Linked DNA regions of Homo sapiens: regions 1 and 3 are each linked to region 2. A link is a contact called in ENCODE Hi-C or POLR2A ChIA-PET data. All regions are on one chromosome and are shown on one strand. The core of a region is the stretch at or near the end of the contact, and the rest is flanking DNA. Distances in the headings are between cores, read along the strand shown.

What was found. A loop is a pair of places that touch in the nucleus more often than their neighbours do. ChIA-PET counts read pairs that join two places held with the same protein, here RNA polymerase II (POLR2A). Pooled maps may share reads with other maps.
Region 1: a map of B cell shows a loop between it and region 2 (11-fold over the local background). The contact joins the promoter of HECA here to the promoter of TNFAIP3 in region 2. A Hi-C loop is called at or near these places in 1 of 168 maps with a recorded cell type or tissue (B cell) and 13 of 50 pooled maps. POLR2A ChIA-PET finds 5 or more read pairs at or near these places in 1 of 52 experiments (OCI-LY7).
Region 3: a pooled map shows a loop between it and region 2 (8-fold over the local background). The contact joins the promoter of TXLNB here to the promoter of TNFAIP3 in region 2. A Hi-C loop is called at or near these places in 6 of 50 pooled maps.

Annotation. Positions count from the first base shown.
Region 1 is chr6:139,133,550-139,137,072 of GRCh38, forward strand. It overlaps HECA (hdc homolog, cell cycle regulator), which reads left to right and starts at 1,531. Exons shown (of 4, transcript NM_016217.3): 1 at 1,531-2,118. The coding sequence starts at 1,848. RefSeq lists enhancers at 1-44, 1,323-1,617, 2,483-2,602 and silencers at 1,323-1,512, 1,623-1,702, 2,103-2,372.
Region 2 is chr6:137,865,568-137,868,722 of GRCh38, forward strand. It overlaps TNFAIP3 (TNF alpha induced protein 3), which reads left to right and starts at 1,692. Exons shown (of 9, transcript NM_001270508.2): 1 at 1,692-1,975. It overlaps WAKMAR2 (wound and keratinocyte migration associated lncRNA 2), which reads right to left and starts at 2,666. Exons shown (of 4, transcript NR_049793.1): 1 at 2,075-2,666; 2 at 1,016-1,317. RefSeq lists an enhancer at 1,229-1,368 and silencers at 1,449-1,588, 1,829-1,998, 2,139-2,238.
Region 3 is chr6:139,290,271-139,293,347 of GRCh38, forward strand. It overlaps TXLNB (taxilin beta), which reads right to left and starts at 1,728. Exons shown (of 10, transcript NM_153235.4): 1 at 1,651-1,728. All of the region lies in intron 4 of LOC102723690 (a long non-coding RNA gene), which reads left to right. RefSeq lists enhancers at 443-502, 703-952 and a silencer at 562-856.

The DNA.
Region 1 (3,523 bases), core at 281-2,780, 1.3 Mb after region 2:
ATACTGTGGAGTGTACTTTCATTCTCAATAAATCCCTGCTTTCTTCTTTCCTTGCTTTGCTGGGCGTTTGGTCCAATTGTTTGTTCAAAATGCCAAGAACTTGGACGACTTGCAGTCAAGACCCTCTAATGGTAACAACAACACCGTGACAGAGCTTTTACTAAAGGGCTGAATTAAAGATTACACTATAAAAGGGGAACACTGTAAAGCTGTCAGCTAAACTAGTCTTTCCTCCACAGTTCGTGAGGAAGGAACCTAATTTATACATTCAACAAATTTATGCCAGCTGTTCTCTGATGTGCCCAAGGCAGATAAAATCTATCCATGGAGGTTTCATTTCAGTGAGAGGGAGATATACAAGAAATAAGTAAACACCTACATTGCCAACATAATTAGAGATGGAGGAGGAAAATAACAGGGTGGAACTTCTGACAGCTCTCCTGGGAAGGTCTCTGTGGAAGTGATGTATTTGAGCTGAGACCTGAAGGAAGGGAAGGAGTTGGCCGAAAAGGTAGAATAGAATTGCAGAAAGAGATCAAGGGGAGCTCTTCCCAGGGGTCCCCTGCCCTCATATTGCCTGTCTTCACTGGTGTCACCTAATCTCCTACTGCTCATAACCTGGCTACCTATCTTTCACTATCTTTCAGGACAACTCAGCCCTATGCATAGGGATGGGTTCCCCCCAAGCAGGGACTGCTTCAGAGTCCAGGCAACATCTAGTTACATCCCTGGATGATGGGTCTTGTTTGAGTGAATTGTTTTCACCACCAGACTGTGAAGGCTTCCCATTCAGGACCCTGGTGTTCATCCCCATTGTCTGGGAACTCTACCCTGTTTCTTTCTTTCTTTTCTTTTTTTTTTTTTTTTTTTGAGACAGAGTCTCGCTCTGTTGCTCAAGCTGGAGTGCAGTGGCGCGATCTCGGATCCCAGGTTCAAGTGATTCTCCTGCCTCAGCTTCCCGAGTTTCTGGGACTACAGGCGCACGCCACCACGCCCAGCTAATTTTTTTTTGTATTTTTAGTAGAGACAGGGTTTCACCACGTTGGCCAGGATGGTCTCGATCTCTTGACCTCGTGATACACCCGCCTCGGCCTCCCAAAGTGCTGGGATTACAGGCATAAGCCACCGCGCCCGGTCCCCTGTTTCTTTAATTACTGTTACTGAAAGGCATAGCCTTTGAATGAGTTATTAATCCAAAATCTTTTGTTTTCCATTCTTGCTCTAGTCACAGCTTATTTTTCCAGACCATACTGTTCTAAGCCTCAATTACATTAAGGCCAGGAGGCCACCGAAGAACTCCACATGCCACTGCACTGGCGGGTGGAGCAAGTCAAGCAGGGCAGCTCATGAACGCCCGGGAGTCCAGGAGGCCCGGGTGGGGACGCCTGGATGACGTCACTCGAGGTGGGCAGGCCCCGCGCGGGGCGTGACGTCACGCGGGCGGTCCCGTCAGCCGTGAGGTCACCTGGTGGGCGCGGCCAGGCCGAATCCCCAGTGTCGTCACGGGAGGGGGCGGGCCCAGAGCGTGTCAGTGCAGCCGAATCAAAACAAGCCGGAGACCCGCCTTTTCCCTCCGGCTCGGGAGCGTCTCGCTTGCGCCCCGGGCCCGCGGCGCCCGCGCGGCTGCGAGCCTCGGGTGGCCGCGTGCCGGCTCCAGGAAGCCGGAGAGGGCGCGGCGGCCAGGATGGCGCGGCACGGGCCGTGCGGCTAGACGGGAGCCGAGGGAACCGCCGGCTCGCGCCCTCCGTTCTTTCCCGGAGCCGGCTTCACGCAGGGCCGGGAACGGCCGTGCCTCTGGGATCCGCCTTCGCTGACGCCGGGCACCTACCTGGACGCGAGCGAGCGAGATGCCCAACCCCAAAAACAGCAAAGGCGGCCGCAAAAACAAGCGCGCCAACAGCAGCGGCGACGAGCAGGAAAATGGAGCCGGGGCCCTGGCAGCGGCGGGCGCGGCGGGAGCGGCGGCCGGGGGGGCCCTGGCGGCGGCGGCCGGTTGCGGGGCGGCGGCGGCGGGCGCGCCGGGCGCCGGAGGCGCGGCGGGCGCCGGAGGCGCGGGGACTGGCGCCGCGAACGCTGCGGCCGCCGCGGGGGCTGCGGCCGCGGGCGATGCCAAAAACGGTAAGACGGGGCTGGCGGGGCGAGCGCCAACTTCCTCCCCGACGGGGACGGCGCGGTGGCGGGGCCCTGGGTGGCGCGGGCGGTGCGTGGACAATGCGAGAGTCAGGAAGTGCTCACCCCGCCCCTCCGCCCCGCCGCGGCTGCCCCTTCGCGGTCCCCACGCCTGGCGGCGGGGACAGATCTGCGGCCCCTGCCCGGTGTCCGCGCGGGGGGCAGCCCGCGCCCCACACTCTGAGGGGCTCCCGGCTGCGGCAGCGCTGCCCTCGGGCCCAGCCTGCTGCCCGCGCTGGCACTGCCCCGCCGTGTGTGCCGGGCCGAAGGGAGGAAGGAAGGGAGGAAAGAGCCGCCCAAGTTGAGAAGAATGATCCGATTGAAAACTTAGGCACCGGTTAATTCTTCCCGGTGCTCCAAGGCCACCCGTAACCCCCGGAATGAAGGAGAGAGAGCCTCAATTCTTAGCACACCCAGGCTTGCTGCGTCGATCGCCACAGGTGAAGAGGCCTCGAGACATTTAGGGCCTCTGTGTTTGCTCTTTAATTTTTTGGCTTGCTTGAGGAAGGAAGAGAATCTGAACTTGACTTCCGTTCTCAGCCCGGAGTTAAAAAAAAAAAAAAAAAAAGAAAAGAAAGAAAAGAAAAATCATTCTCTATGTCATTGTGCTTAACATTTTCAGAAGGAAGCCTCATAATCTTAGGTAGTGCCTGAATGTTCCTTTTGAGGGGACACTTAGGAACTGGCCCAGATGTGACAGGATTTCTGTTCTCATTACAGAGCCATGGTTTTCGTTATAAGGTGCTGGGCAAACACTTACTTATTTGGACAGTTCTTTGAATTCCTCTAGTCAGGCACTTTTTCCAGGAAGACAACGTAGGTATTTTAATGAAGGGAGATTTGAATTGTTATATCTGGCTTTTAATTTATAGCGTCAGCTTTTGAAGCCATTCTTTATGTAGATCAGGCACTTTTTTGTTTTGTTTTTTTTTTTTTAGACGGAGTTTGCAATTTCGCCCAGGCTGGAGCGTAGTGGCGCAATCTCGGCTCACTGCAACCACCGTCTTCCGGTCTGAAGCGATTCTCCTGCCTCAGCCTCCCGAGTAGCTGGGATTACAGGCGCCCGCCACCACGCCCGGCTAATTTTTGTTATTTTTAGTAGAGACAGGGTTTCACCATATTGGTCAGGCTGGTCTCGAACTCCTGACCTCGTGATCCGCCCGTCTCGGCCTCCCAAAGTGCTGAGATTACAGGCGTGAGTCACCACGCCCAGCCAGATCAGGCACTTTTTAAACAGGGCACCTGCTCTTACAAGCAGCGTACAGTGCTCTGAACATAGGCGGCTGAATGTCGCCTGTTAGAACTGTAGGCCCCGTTGGCTGTGTCTCTGCAATATTGAAATAGGAAGATTTAT
Region 2 (3,155 bases), core at 442-2,941:
ACAGGACACCAAAAGAGTACCTGTCTCACAGGATCTTTCCTGAGAGGAATGGTCTAGTAAGACTGGTCATTATGGGCTTTGGAGTAACACAGGCTTAATGCCACTGGCGACTCTGCCCCTTTTGGTTGTGGAAACTGGGCAAATGCCTCAAGCTTCTTAACCTTCATATAAAAAGCATATATAAGCATATAGCAAGTACTTGATAAATGTCATTTTAGACCCTGTCATTTCTGCTAGCCCTGGACTCCAGCAAGGTCCATTTACAATGGATAGCTGACTATCCATTGTTTGAATGTTGATAGCACATTTGTGAACAAGAAGAGAGGACAAATAACAAGAGGTTTGGAACTGGAAGAAATTCCAGCCATCGGTTTTAAAAGACGAGGACCAGTCTTCAGAGAGGCCACTAGTGACACTCTGCTCCAAACTTCTTTTTGCCAAAAAAGTGCCACCCTCCATCCAGCCCCCACCCCCATCTCTGCAAGTCCTTACTGGCGAGAGGAGGATACTTTTCTAATTAAAAACCTGTGATATATGGCCTGACAAGTATTCTTAAATGTAATTAAGGGGACCATAGTACAGAATATTTCCATCCGGTTCTAGTTTAGCCAATCTAGTAAATGATCCAAAGGGTCCCGTGCTTAGAGGGCAGTAAGACAGTAAAAACGCCCTAAGACTCCTCCCTGCACAGCACCTGCACCCCCACTGCCCAGGGGGCTGCATCCATCTCCACATGACTCACCCTCCCTGTGCAACGCATGGGGGTAGGGAGGGAAGCGCCAGTATTATCAGCCATCAGCACCCTGGGGTGAACTGATTATCAGGACAACTAAAAACACACCTAATAAAGCCTTGGAGACACATGGCAAGCACCGTGATGGACTAGAAGCGATTTCTAAGCTGAAATGCTGCTTTGAATGCAATGTCAGCTGGATGCTTGGTGAGCAGAAATAGACAAGGGGAAATGGAGCAAGCGCGGCATAGGGGTGAGTGTTGTTCTGATTCCTAAGTTTACCTAAGACTGGGGCCACGGGGTCGGGTGTCCCCTGGGACCTACGTCTCATGCAGCCTGGGGTCCAGAGCTGGCAGGAACAATGGAGATGGGGACCAAAGGCTGTCACCGCTGCTTTTTCTCGAAATGCCCGCCCGGGTCCTGTCTGGGGCTCCCGCCTACGCGCTCATCACGTGCACAGCCCAAACTTTTCAGAGCCGGCCCGAGGCCTGCGGGCCCGGGCGCCAGGGTGGTTTTTAGGGTTTTCTTTCTTTCTTATTTCCCTTCTTCTTCTCCACAGTTGATGATTTTCTGCAGAAAAACAACTGCGAAAAAGAACCTATTTCATTTCCAGTTCCCATCACCGCGATTTCCACATGGATGTGACGTGACCCCAGCTTCCGAAATGCCCAGGTGACTCACGCGGGGACACCCCGGGGCGGGGCGAGGGAGTTTCTCCGGGCGCCTGCAGGGACCGGGCGGGGCGGGGCAGCGGGGCGGGGCAGGGAAAGGGGGCGGGGCGGGGCCCGCAGGCCCGGTCGGGCGGAGGCCGCGCGCGCCCCTCGCCCCCTGCGCCCTCTGGCGGCCGGCTGGACGCACTTCGCAGCCCGACCCAGAGAGTCACGTGACTTTGGAAAGTCCCGTGGAAATCCCCGGGCCTACAACCCGCATACAACTGAAACGGGGCAAAGCAGACTGCGCAGTCTGCAGTCTTCGTGGCGGGCCAAGCGAGCTTGGAGCCCGCGGGGGCGGAGCGGTGAGAGCGGCCGCCAAGAGAGATCACACCCCCAGCCGACCCTGCCAGCGAGCGAGCCCGACCCCAGGCGTCCATGGAGCGTCGCCTCCGCCCGGTCCCTGCCCCGACCCCCGCCTGCGGCGCGCTCCTGCCTTGACCAGGACTTGGGACTTTGCGAAAGGATCGCGGGGCCCGGAGAGGTAACCGCCGCGCCTCCCGGAGAGGTAACCGCCGCGCCTCCCGGAGAGGTAACCGCCGCGCCTCCCCGTGCCGTCTGCCTCGGGCTCACCGCAGTCAAGGGCTGCGGGTGCATGTTGGGCAGCGACCCCCGGGCTGGCACCGTCTACCTGGCGTTGGTTTTGCAGCGCTCCTGGACTGGGAGTTTGTTGGACGTTTCTGTCTGGGTTTTGAAGTGCTGGGAGTTGAGGTCACTGCTGCAGAGGTTGGAGTGACAGCCCTGGATACCTCCAGCCAGCTGTTCCTTTCAGATAATGCACGGAACTTAAGCTGCAGCTGACTGGTGAAGAGGCGCCCCTCGGGCCCTCCGATCGGGTGGTCGTTGGCGCTTTGCTCCTTTCGTGTCTTTTTTGGAGCCAAGCGTTGCATGCTCATGGCCACGTAGACCTTGCAGAAGCGCTGCGGCTTTTTCCCAAATTGTGCAGGACCAGCCCGACGGGGCGTAGGGTACCGCAGTGGCCGCCAGCCCGGCGGAGGTGGGGGGCTTCAGTCCCAGAGACAGCTTCCCAGACGCTCACGGGTCCTTGCAGGGGGCTGGGGTCCTGGCGCGGGGTTCAGCTTTTCCAGTAGCAGCAGTGTAAGAGAAGTATGCATGTAGACGTGGGTCGCTGGCCCCTGCTCCAGCCCCTACCCCACGGTTAGACTGTCTTTGTCAGCTGGAGTCGTCCCACATCCTGCCACCTGGCCTCTCAGAAAAGCAGTGGCATTAAGTAAGGAAGGAGCTTAACTCTTTTTGAGCCCGCTTTGTTTTCGGTTCTCCTCGCCTCAGATCTTCTTGCCTTGGAAAGCCAGTCTGGTCAAGTGTCTCAGGGTAGCATTTTGGCAGAACCATTGTTAATTAAAGGGACTTCTGGACCGCAACCTTAATGTACCAGATTATTGAGCAGCCAATGAATGCTTCATTCTCATTGTTTAAGGTGCTGCTTTGATTTTTTTTTCAATTCTTTGTACTATTTTTGATTTTTTGGAGAGGCACATCCCCAAATTTGGATGAGGTATTTGTTGATAAATAATTCATCAATTTCCACAATGCAGACAAAAATGTCTGCCCAGAGTGGAAAAATAAAACAAGGGGGAGAAGAGTTTGAGTAACGGAGAAGTTCTGTGGAATCCTAGTGACAAAAGTTGAGAAACTACCTTTAAATAAGACAGTGAGGTAACAAATGTTAAAAAAAAAAAAGTTAAGGGTAA
Region 3 (3,077 bases), core at 478-2,977, 1.4 Mb after region 2:
TTGGGAGGCTGAGGTATGAGAATTGCTTGAACTTGGGAGGCGGAGGCTGTAGTGAGCCAAGATCGTGCCACTGCACTCCAGCCTGGGTGACAGAGCAAGACTTCGTCTCAAAAACTAAACAAAACAAAAGCATGATGATACTTATAACAACAATTCCTTAAATTTCTATAATACTCTTTTATTCCAATATATAAACCAATTTTTTAAAAGAGAAAAACAGATTACAACTTTCTCTTCTAAGTCAGGAAGCTCTAGAAAAACTTAATGATTTTTAAGAAGTAGCAATGTTTCATAAACAAGGAGGAGACCAACTCGAGAAATAATTCAGCAATAATAAGGGCCCTTAGGAAAGGGTGAGAGATGGTACTGAGTCAGAGATTCCAGGGTTTCTGACTATTACCACTTCTAGAGTTGCAATAGATTTGGTTTAGGCCTTTAAGTTATGGTGCATTTTATTTGTAAATAATATTTAACAGTGATGCTGCTAAATAGCAGCATAAAAATGTGGCAAGATCCTCATAATTCACAGGTTTTGCTGTTGTGGTAACATGAAAGTGAAAACAAAAGCATACTGTTCTACAACTGCACAGCTTCCTTTTCCTGTTCTCAGGGCAGTAGATGTCAATTGAATGCTCAGACACCAACAAGAACAGAAAATTCAACACACAGATGTTGCCACTGACTTGTGATGCTCACCAAACACTCATAACTTAGAGGAAGTACTTTTTTTCTTTCACTGGTTTGAATTCACCAACTTGATTATCAAATAATGCAGCAGTTTCATTATTTTCATCACTGGGATTTCTTTTCCTGACCTCACTTGTTGATTGCACTCATCTATATATAACTTAGGCCTCCCCTGAACACGGAGAAAGACACACGGCACCTGCTGTCCAGCCAGAAGTTATTTTAAGCTATTCTAAAATGAGTCATGCCGTTTAGCACTTCATCCTTGAAAATCAAGAGAATCGTTTTTCAGTCAAATTGAAAACAGTAAACATTTAGTGGCTTAAATCCATACATGGGTTTTAAAGTCGGGGAGACTATCTTAGGATGAAATAAAATCTCAAGTAAAATGAACTTCAAAATAATTAATTTAAGATAAGCTGTCCATAGGAGTTTTACTTCGGTTAGTCTAAATGCAAGTGGCTGTTTGTATTTGATTTATTCTTCATGAGATGCCACAATCATTGATTTTTTAAATTCTTAATTCCATGGCTATTCTTTAAACTCCTGTTCCACATTTACTTTAAAACAGAACAGTCATTATAAAGCCCAGGACAATTCAATTCCCAAAAGTAGCCTCAAGACAAGTTAACAAGAGGGAAAAAAACAAAGTCAGAGAACTTTGTTACTTTTCAATCATCCATTTTATATTATGTGGCAAAGAAATTATTTCTAACTTTTATCTTATATAAACTTTATTGCCTTATTTTCCCCTCCCCAGGGAGAGAACTTTTCACTTGTGTTGGCTATTCCAGATGACTATCACAGACACATCCCTCCCTAAGCAACACATTTTATTTATAAATACAACAATGAAAAGTTCTCCAACAGTTCACTGGCAATCTCAAAGTTGCAAGTTTCGAACACCACAAACCGCACCCTATACCTTCTCACAGGGCTTGGGGGAGTGTTTGTCATACTTACCAGAAGGCAAGAAGCTAAGCAAGAAGAGAGAGGAGAGGAAGGAGGCAGGAAAAAGCAAGTCAGAGCTGCAGCAACAGCAGGAGAGGGCGGGCTGGCTGTGTTCTTACAAGGGAGAGAGAAACCCAATACACACACACACACATACACACGTGCACGCACGCGCGCGCACACACACACACACACACACACGCCACAGGCACTGATGGAGGCAGCAGTCTGGAGGAGGTGGGGGTAGGGAAAGGAACATCATATGACACAGCAAGGGGAAAATACACCCAAGCTTCCCTAGCTGTTGCCAGGGGAAATACCTTAGCAGAGAGAAGCAGCTGGAAGATCTCATTAGACTCTCCATGTTTTGTTTGTCCTTTCGGAAATTTAAACTCTGAGTATATTACCCCCGTTGCAAATGCAGTCTTTCACCATTGTTGTCCTTTTTGGGTAGAGATCAGTTTTTCTTACTTCTTGGGTTATCTCCAGTGTGGTGGAAGATTCATCTTCTTTTTCTTCTTCTTCTTGCACTAGCTTAATTAGTGTCAGGTTTCTTACAGGAATCATGGAAAAAGAAAAACAATGGCATAAGAACAGGGAGGTGGTGGAACCATTTTAATTCTGATGTCATTGTTTGGTTTGTTTGCAAAGTTTGAAATAAACATGTAGATGGTGATTTTGGAGCTGAACTGAGTATAATCTTCATGCACGTGGTAATTGGTGTGACCTTGGAGCACAGTCTTTCCCAGGTAACTCTTCCCATCTCAAACAAACCCTCAGGGAAGCAGTCTGCTTTTTCTTCCTTAGTTGGTGGCTTTCCCACATTTTGTAAATCCTCAACATGCTCCTTGATCCTCCTCAGAAAAAGAAATTCCTTCTGATTCACCATAAAATGCCTGTCTATTAATTTACATCCATTTGCCTTTTATTTTTCTTTCTGGAGCTTGTGTTCCCATACTTCCAAAGCAGATTCCTCCATCGGTTTCTGCTCTGGGGACAGGCTAGGCATAGTGGCATCCCTTGTGGGAGGCAGAATAATGCCACCCAAAAGATCTCCACGTCCTACTCCCTGGAACCTGTGAATATGTTTCTTTACATGACAAAAGAGACTTTGCAGATGTGAGGAAGGATCCTGAGGTAGGGAGGTTATCTTGAACTACTGGGTGGGTTCAATGTAATCATAAGGGTATTTATTTATTTATTTATTGAGACAGAGTCTCGCTCTGTCACTCAGGCTGGAGTGCAGTGGTGCAATCTCAGCTCACTGCAACCTCCCGGGTTCAAGCGATTCTCCTCCCTCAGCCTCCCAAGTAGCTGGGATTACAGGCGCCTGCCACCACATCCAGCTAATTTTTGTATTTTTAGTAGAGACGGGGTTTCGCTGTGTTGGCTAGGCTGGTCTCGAACTCCTGACCTCATGATCCGCCCACCTCGGCCTC